Regions from separate parts of the Homo sapiens genome. Here region 2 is linked to region 1. The links are chromatin loops, found by intact Hi-C in ENCODE. Cell type or tissue: MCF 10A. All regions are shown on one strand.

Evidence for each region. Peaks named below come from ENCODE experiments on the same cell type or tissue, not always from the same donor. Only the 100,000 strongest peaks of a DNase experiment are listed, where the experiment ranks them.
Region 2: a loop joins it to region 1, with 2.7 times the contacts of the local background. A loop is called at or near these places in 10 of 110 quality-filtered maps.

Annotation. Positions count from the first base shown.
Region 1 is chr6:70,106,054-70,111,053 of GRCh38, forward strand. All of the region lies in intron 16 of COL19A1 (collagen type XIX alpha 1 chain), which reads left to right. Among named protein-coding and RNA genes, the nearest start is that of COL9A1, 190 kb to the right of the region's middle. In MCF 10A, a CTCF peak has its summit at 2,399 (motif pointing left); no DNase peak of the experiment used is centred here.
Region 2 is chr6:68,966,221-68,971,220 of GRCh38, forward strand. All of the region lies in intron 8 of ADGRB3 (adhesion G protein-coupled receptor B3), which reads left to right. Among named protein-coding and RNA genes, the nearest start is that of ADGRB3, 330 kb to the left of the region's middle. RefSeq lists an enhancer at 1,857-2,151. In MCF 10A, a CTCF peak has its summit at 2,035 (motif pointing left); a DNase peak (open chromatin) is centred at 2,051.

The DNA of each region.
Region 1 (5,000 bases):
AATGTTCTTCCCTTTGGGGGTTTAAGATGTTTCTGAAATCAAACATAGTGTTGTTATTCGGGGGAGTGTCAGTGAAGACTTTAAAAATCTTGAATTGAAGGGACTCTAAGTCCCCAATGGCCTGAAGCAATTCAAATAAAGTGTTTTAACCAGTCCTTCTACTTGATTATTTGTTCTGAAGCCAAATTAGTATATTCTCAGTTTCTTACAAAATGTTTGTACCAAAAGGACAACTTGTTTACCAAAATAATTTCTGACAAATAGCTAAGTGTGTGCGTGTGTGTGTGTGTGTGTGTGTGTGTGTGTGTAAGAGGACAACGTTTTGTCCCCTGAGACATTATATCTCCTAGGGAAAAAAGATTTCTAATAATGGAAAATTTACTAACACTAGTTTTATTAAACTAACATTATTAAATTATCTTTGTGAATCAGTGTTTCATGGAAAGTCATGTATATCACTCCAATTTAGCTTAACTATTATTCAATAGCAACTTTTTGTGTCTTTAGGACTTATTTGAAATTTATACACATGCAATATGCATATAATGAAACTATTCTTAATCAGAGTGCTTGTCATTGAACAGTGACTAACCTGGTTAACAGAGCTAGCTACAATGTATTTTTGTAAAGTATTTGTCCAATTCCTTGTTAAAAACCAGAGCTGATCTTACCTATACAAAGGAAAAAGCTCCCAAAGTGTCCCATGTAACTTCTGCTATCTTGTCCTAAGCGAATATTCTTCATTGGAGGGAAACTATTACATAGAGATCTCTTGGATTTATTTCAATACATAAAGATTACGACTGAGAACAGTTTTTCAGTATGAGAGGGCTAAGCATCTCCCTCGGGAAGGAAATAGCACTAACTCCTGAGGAAACAGGTTCAGAGGAAAGAGGGATGAAGCAGACCAGGAGAATGTATTACCATCACGAGCTCTGCATTAAGTACTGTATTTCCAGTGTCTTAGGGAATCCTTACAACTATCTTGAAAAGTAGAAATTATCTTCATTTTATAATGGGGTAAATGATACTTGGAAATGTCAAGTAACTTACCCAAGATGACACAAGCAGTGAAGACAGAACTGAAACACAGGAACTGATCCCTAAACCTTTATTCTGCCAGACTTCAGGTGTGAAAGACAAGCTTCTAGTTTACAGTTCAACTAAGATTATTCTTCCTCAAACATCATACCTAGAACAATGTTTGAGTTTTCCGTTGCAATCAATGGCACTATCCTGACTCCAGACAGCGAGATGGTATAGGATAGCATAGGATGGCGGTGAGGAACTTAGTCCTTCTCCTCACTAGCTTGTCCTGGAACAATTTTCTTAATGTTTCCTTGTCTCCATTTTCTTTTCTGTAAATTTGAAATAATAGCACCTACCCCACCTACTTTTTCCCACAGTGGCTACAAGAGCCCAATGTCATTGATATGAAAGAACTTTCTTCTAAATGTAAAGCTCTATCTAAATGTATCTTAGTTCCACTGTTATTATTCTGAACACCCATTCACACTGTAGAGAGAAGAGATTGTCTTCAATCAGTAATTAAACCAACACTTCTTTTCTCTCTTTACAGTTCTCCAAAAATCTAGTTAACAGAAATTTGAATGTCTATCAATGAATTGCTGAAATAAAAGATCACTTTGCATATGTCACACTTATTCTAGATACGTCATGAAGAGATCCAAAAGTTATTCCCAATTAGGTAACAATAACAACCAGGTCTAAAGAGTCAGTGATGTTTTTTCTCCCGAGATTTACAGCCTCTTCCTTGCTTGTGGGGCTTGTTCCTTTACCATCTGAGCTGTTGCATTTTATTAGTTGTGATGTTCTCTAAGTCTCAACTGTCCTTCCTCACACTCCAATAAAAGCTTGTCTTTTTTAAAAACCTTCCAGTTATCTGAGTAGCATAAGCAGTGGAAAGTAATAGACTTATGTTATGATAATGAGACTTGGAAAGTCTCAAGACTTGGAATGCCTTTGTTTATTTCAAAGTATTCTGGTTTTCAGTTCCTTTAGAAAAGAGAGGAAAGCAGCTGGAAATGAGGCGGAGCAGGAGAGAAAGTAGGAGAATTTAACTAATGAGCCATTAAAGGAAGTAGGTATTAGCCCATCCATTTGACATTAACTTTACTTCTCATTCATCATTACTGGAAAAAGCGTTTATTAAAAACCACACTAATTTAAAATTGTGTTATTATTTCTTCTGCTACAGGCAAGACTTTTTATTTTCTTTCTTTTTTTCTTCTGGTATTGTTTTTATGCATTGTTTCATTATTGCAGTATGAGAATTGAGCAGTGGGCTCCATTTGTCACATTTGTGTGCATAGCAATTTCAGTTGAAAACAGAAATTCAAAAAATTTTGTAACATGGGGCAACAGCTCCATCTACTGTTTCCATAGGAAAAGCTCTAGTCAAAGAATGACAATAGCTCTTTGAAGGATGTCAGAGGAATGGAAATTTTTCGATGTTTGAAGCTTATAAATCCATATGATTTTTAAAAAATTATTTTCAGGATTTTGTTACATTTATGCTTACCTTGAAATTTAAATATAAGTGCTATTTCATCAGCAGTCATTTTCAATGTCAACTTGATGCTCTTTTGAGGTAAAAATCCATACCTACTTCATGGATCTCTAAAATGCCCTTCTATTGTACAATACCAATAAAACTCTGCAGCATTAATTTTTGGGAGCTTACTCCAACAAAACATATGCTTCTTTTCTAAAACAAGTCTGATTTGAAACATGTACATTCATGTTTCTATTTTAATTTTAACTTCAGTGTAGAACTTCTTCTACCTTTAAAGCATGAATCATTGCACAGTCCTGAAAGTTACAATTATACATCAGTTTGCACAATTAAAAGAGTAAATTTAGGGTGTAAAATTTAATTTATTTACTAAACAAATACTTATGGCCTATCTACTATGTGTTAATCACTATTACAAACATTGAATATACAGTGGTTAAAAACACAAAGCAACAACAAACTACAGATAAGGTCTCTACCTTTCTTTATAACTTACTGTCTGTGGTGAGGCAGTACACCAATGGTTAATAAGCAGTTAAATAAATAGACAAAACAATTTCGGTTTAGAGTGAGGTGCTATGGGGGGAATAAACTGGGTAATGTGATAATGATTTGGAAGGAGGAGATGTTCTTCTCATTACCATCTAATTGAGGTGGTCCAGGGAGGTGTCTCTGAGCAGAAGACATTCCTTGAGAAGGAGCTGGCCATGTAAGGGCCAGAGCAAGAACTTTCCAAACAGAAATATCAGGACTTGCAAAGAGCTTCAGGTGGGGAAAAGCTTGATGTATTCAATAAACATAAAGGAGCTAAGAAAAGAATAGTGCCAGAAAAGATTTGGGAGCTGAATGGCTTCATCATATAGGGCCTTATAAGAATGGAAAAGAAGGGTTGGGGGGCAAGTGGAGAGATACACGTAGCCATGAAATAACCAGTTACATCTCCGTTTTGTAAGTGTGTGTGTGTGTGTGTGTGTGTGTGTGTGTGTGTGTGTGTATCTGCAGCGGTTTGATTTTTTTATGTGATGAAATTACTGTTCCTACTGATTCAAATAAATTATTCTGAAGGTAATATTGTTTTTAGCCCATTATCTTTAGTCTTTGAGTGGACGGGGAATAGGCTTGTTTGCTGAAAGAAAACAAAATTGACAAAGGTTTGATTGTAGCCCATTTAATTTCAGTCTTGTCTGAATCCACTGGATATCACTTTGGTCATTAGAGATGGAGAATTTCATCACATCTAAGTCTTTTCTTTTTCCCCACAGCTAAATCTGATGTTTCCTTTCTGATAGGCTATAGGTTGAGTCAGTTGAACAGTTGGGGCAATGAAAATACATACCCTCAAAACGCCATAGAACTAAGTGCCTTCCGGCACTTGTGCCCCCTTATCCATCGCTGTTCTCAACTTGAGTATCTTCCGTCTCCAACTTTATTTACTATGCACTGAAAACTGAAAGGAAAGTTATTATTTTCAGCATATAGCAGGACCCACCTCTAAAACAATTTAGTGTCCCAAAACACATTTTTGGACTGCTGAATAAAGCAGATGACAAAAACTGTCTCAGTGAAACATTTGATCACTTGTTAAAATACCCTCAGAATACCTTGAATGTGACTACATGCATTTTGAAGCTCATCATGTATCAATGGGAATCCAATTCAAATTCTTAACATCCCTTCTAGAAGCTTGAACTGATCAGGGCTTAGTCATGTTGCTCAGTTTTCCTTTCAGCAAGAGAACCACAATCTCTTCTGTTAAATGACTAAAGTCTGTGCAATGTAATATCTTCAGAGAAAATGAACCTAACAATTTATTTGAGTCAATGGGAATAGGAATTTCATTTCTTAAAAAAAAGTAAGATGACACTTTCTCAGATTTAAAAATATAGACACATAAGACCTATAAAATGGAGACATGGCTAGTTAATCATGTTTATTGCCACTTGTCCCTCATGGGGGTAATGGTCCCAGACAAAACAGCTGTTCCCAACATTGCTAAAATTCCAGTGTCACCTTGTGTGACCACAGAATACATAGACATGCATGTGAGGCAGCTGGGGATATCAGGTTGAGATTTTGAAAACTGGCTCTCAGGTTTTATTTTCTAATTATTTCTCTTTTTCTCTCCCTACGGACAGCAGCAGTAGGACATTATTAGTCACTTTCTGACTTCCTGTGTTTTTTACTAATAGTGGTAACATTATGGTGGAAAAAATATTATATTTGTACAGCCACTGACTGCTTGTTTCATCTTGTATTATGTTCTTGAAACCAACTATTAAGACATCTGGACTGACATGTGTTATTTACAGCAACGATGAGACAGACTATTTGAAATCCTTGATCTGTGGTCACCAAACTTGTAATTAGTTGTGATGGTGCCTGGATTCAACATCATTTCTTTGTGTTGGGTAAACATTAAGATTTGAGAAGTCAAAGGCCAGTCAGATTTATTAGAACCTTAATT
Region 2 (5,000 bases), 1.1 Mb before region 1:
AATCTACATCCTATGATTCTTCATCCCTTCCCTAATTACATCATTTAGATTGTGGTAGGCCTCCCTGTCTTCAGCTCTCTTTCTTTCAACCCTTTCTCCAAACTGCAGGCATAGCAAGCATTTAAAACATTGTCATAAATTTCCCTTGCCCCTAATATAAAGTCAAGATCCTTGCTTACCTCATCATATATTACCCCTCCTCCTGCTGAATCACCCACCTCTACTTATCCCCAACTTTACACTTTACCCTTTCTGAAACGGTCACCTTCTTGGTTATTCCCAGTTCTCTTTGCTCCCTGGATTTTCCCACATGTGGTTCCCAGGACACACTCTCCCCTTCTTCATTGGTGGAAGTCCTGCTTCTCCTTTACACCTCAACCTGGACATCCCTCTGGAAATCTTCCACTGACACACTCTTCCCTAAGGTACTCCCAGAGCAGCCAGGGCTTCTCAGCTTAGAGTGGGCATCCTGTGTACTGTAATTCCTCAAATTATCATCTTTATGACCATTTTAGGAGTCAAGAGACATCGACTATTCTTACTTAGCCTTTTCTATGTGTAGTATTTAACAAGGTGACTGGGATATGCTGGGTGCCCAGTAAATATTTGTTGAATGAATGAATTCTATAAGTGGCACTGAGAAGTACCTAGAAAGATCCCACTACTGGGGAATTCATAAAGATGAGATGGCAGAAAATCAATTGTTATTTTAATGTCTAAAGCTATTTTGCTTTTGGTATAAGCATAAATCGACCTATTTTCTGAGATAGACTCTTCAAAGAATGCCAAGTCACCTTTGATAAAATAGTTAAAGCAGCTGTACCGTTTGACATTACTACTAAAAAGCTGAAAACCCTGGACCAGTTTGCACCTGTGAATCTATGATTTCCCCTGCCATCTTCCTTTTTAAAAATAATAATAATTTGTGTAGTGGATTTCTGTCTCCAAGAAGCACAATGAATCCAAGGCTTCATAAATTTACTGTGGAACAAAACAAAAAGTTGTTGACATCTCTAGGTTTAAAAAATTATTGACTTTTGCTTTTCATTTTGTTTGGCTGTTTGTAGGCAGACCAAACTGATAGTCATTAAGAAGATAAAATTCAGTAATAGAAAGATGTGGTTGGTCAAAGGAAAACAACTATTTAATCAGCTTCTTCCTGAACCAGAGTGAGGATGTGTGTAGGGCACATTGGGGGATTCTAAAAAATGGTCCTATAGGATCTTAGTAAGTCAGATATAGCCCTCCAAGGCCAAACTTAGTCATTACATGATACCCTGGAAACATCTTTTGACTAATTTTTAAGGTAACTGTAGTAGCTAACCTCCCTATCTTTCTGCTCCTAACTGGACACGGCTATCTACTGCTAGAGGATCCACCCCCCACCTCCACCCCCGCCCCACACACAACGTCTACAGTATTTTTGCAAAATCATCTTCATTCTCTGCGATCTTAAGAAATAGGGTAATTCAAAAACAGATCTAGCCAAAAGAGAAAAATAAATCAGCTAAAAACATGTATAGATGTTACAAGGTGACAGGAAAGTGCTTTGGAGAAAGATAAAGGAGAGGAAGGGGTGGGAGTGTTTGAGGGGCAGTCAGTGGGGTCTGAGAATGTGAGGTTTGAGAAAAGATTGAAGGCGGGAAAGACATGAGTCATGCAGACATGTTTGAGGGGGAGGAAGCGGGGGATAGTCAAAGCAGAAAGAACCTGCACACAAGCTCTGAGGTTGCAGTCGGCCTGTAGTACTGAAGAAGGGTGGAGAAGGCCTGTGCAGCTGGTGGGAAGCTGTGACAGTGGAGCAAGGAAGAGGAGAGGTAAGCTGTAACTGATGCTAGTTTAATCATTAAACATTGTACTTGCATGAAGAGAGGACGTTTTATTTTTCCCCAACTATTTGCCTTAAAAAAAAAATGAAGCATTGACTTATTTCACATATTTACTCTTACTCCCCACCTTGATTTTGAACCCATCAGATTCCGCAGCCGGCCCAGTAAACATTTCACCCTACTGGCTCACTAGTGCCATCTAGTGGCTAAGGTTTGCAATGACCACATTTTCTAACTACACATTTGACCGTGGGGGAGGGGCAGGGAGCAACGAAGTACCTTTTGCCAGAATAATACTAAGTGTGAAAAACTTTCTGATACCCCGACAGGGAAATGAAGAAGTTCATGATACAAATTGAATCTTCGTTTTCTTATGTCACGACTGAATCAGGAAATCTAGTATTCAACTATAGCAACAGGTTTTATTAAATGTGTTTCAAAGTTCACCAATGGAACTAAAGGAAATTTGAATTTCAAAGCATTGAAAACCAAAAAGATAGTACAAGTGAAGCAAAAGTGAAAGATTATAAATGAAGAGATAATGAGGGAGATAATAAACAGAAGTGGGATGTATGGATGGAGCAAAAAGAATAATCAAATATGACAGTCAGATTAGATTAACTATTGCCATGTCATTATTAAAAACGGACGAGTCGTTGTATCTAGAATTCAATTATGTAATAACCTATTCATGATGTATTTTTTGAACTTTAACATTTGTCCTAATTCTCCTTCTTTTAGTATTCTATAATAGTTTTTGGTTGGCATTTATAGAAACATGAATATCATTTATTACACTACTGTCCAACATAGTTGTTATTTCAATTTAAATGTACATTAACTAAAATCAAATAAAATCCAAAATTCACTTCTCAATTGCACTAGCCACATTTTCCTAGCACCTACCATACTGAACAGTGAAAATATAAAACATTTCTATCATTGAAAAAATTTTATTGGACAGTGCTGGTATGTTATTTCCCCAGTAAAAGTGATTTCTTTAATGAAAGTGTTTTGAACACATACTGTATACTAGATACCACTGTAGTTCATTACAACAGATTAAAAAGATAAAGTAAAACCTGGCTAGTCTAAAAAGCAACACTGGGGAATTGGGGAGGTTCACAGATATAACCAAGTATTTTCAATCTGTTGTGAGAAGGGCTATAATATTCATATATTCAATAACTGAGATATTAGGAAAGAGTTATTGGAGAATACATCATTTAAGCAGCATTTTAAGGATAAATAGGAATTTTACCCCTCAAAATAAGAATATCCATGGGTTTCACATCTGTGGATTGAACCAACCACAGATCAAAAATATTCAGGAAAATTAACTGTGTGGCTGCTGCATAGGAGAGTAAATATGAGCCGTGATGGGAATGGTAGGCTACAGCCCTTATGAGCAGGGCCTTTGGATCACACTAAGCACAGCTATCTTAGTTCTTTCTGTGTTATCCTGTCAGTACTGGAGAAGCATGGGAGGGTTTTAAGCAGAAAATTGTGGGATTAAACTTTATCTTAGAGATTACTCTTTTGATGTGGCATGAAAATTGGATTAAGGGGGCAGATGGAGGAGAACAGTACCACTTACTACCCAGCTCCTCAACTCAGAAAGCAAGCATCATCCTTGACCCCTTTGTCTTCCTAAATTCTCACATAGTTTTGTCTACCTCTTCAATTTACCTTGTATCCACCAATTTTTCTCATCTTTAGTCTAATCATCCTACCTAAAGCCATCAATGTTTCAGGGTTGAAGCACTGCACTGGTCTCCTCCACGGCATTGGCCATCTATTCTACCCACAGAAGGCAAACTATCTTAAAATTTAAAATTGAATCATTTCACTTTTTTAGAACCCTTCAATGGCTGCCCATGTGGCCCTATAGGCTCTAATCATGGCCTCTCTCACCAGACCATTACTCTATACTTGGTCTTACTCTTCTCCTTCCAGCCCTGCTGAACTCGATGCCCCAAGCTCTTCCTTGCTTCAAGGCCTTTGCACAAATTGTTTCCTCTGCCTGGAGCATTTATTGTACCGCACACTGCCAGTTTTAATTATATGTCACTTTCTCCAGGAAGCCTTCCTTGATTCTTCAGTTTTTAGGTTAAAATAGCACCCTGTACTTACTATTTGAAGTGCTCATCATAATTGTACTCAAGTAATTTTTTGTTTCACCTTGCCTCCTCCCTTTGACTAAAAGAATGTCTAGGCAGACTACTTTTCTTTTCTTCTTTCTTTTTTTTTTTTTAAATGGAATCTTGATCTGTCACCCAGGCTGGAGTGCAGTGACACGATCTTGGCTCACTGCAAACCCTGCCTCCCGGGTTCAAGCAATTCTTCTGCTTCAGCACCTGTAGCTGGGATCTTCCTCCTTCTGCTTCAGCACCTGTAGCAGGGACTACAGGTGCACGCCACCACACCCAGCTAATTGTTGTATTTTTAGTAGAGATGGGGTTTCATCAGGCTGGTCTTGAACTCCTGACCTCATGATCTGCCCGCCTTGGCCTCCCAAAGTGCTGGGATTACAGGCATGAGCCACTGTGCCTGTCCCAGACTGCATTTCTTATGCACCATTGGTTCTTCTAAAGCAGGGCCTAGCACCATGTTACATTAACAGGGCCTAGCTCTAGCACATATTAGGTAAAAATGTAGCCTAGCACATGTTAGTGCTAGCACAGGTCCTAGGACACAGGCCCAACACATGTGAGGTAAGTGCATGAAATAACCAATGAGGTTGTTCCCCTAATTTAACCAGGACAGAATGAATGCCTGGGTGAGTGGTGGAGGTAAAATCATGGAAGGTTAAGAGTAAGATAAGGATGACTAGAAGATGGATCCAATGGTTTTAGTTACGGGAACAAGATTGTAGTACCATTAGCAGAGTTAGGAATTTCAAGGAGAGGAAACAAGCAGCATTGTGGAGAATAATACTGGGAATTGAAGTGTGAGCAGCTTCACCTGAGATTTCTTTGGAATAGCCAAGTAAAAAATGCCACTCAGAAACTGGCTACGCCAGCCTAAACCCAAGAAAGATACCTGAACCAAAGAAACACATATAGTTGGCCGTCAGTATTCATGGGTTTCATCTCTGTGGATTGAACCAACCACAAATCAAATATTCAGAAAAAAATGACGTCTGTATTGAACATGTACAAAGTTTTTTCT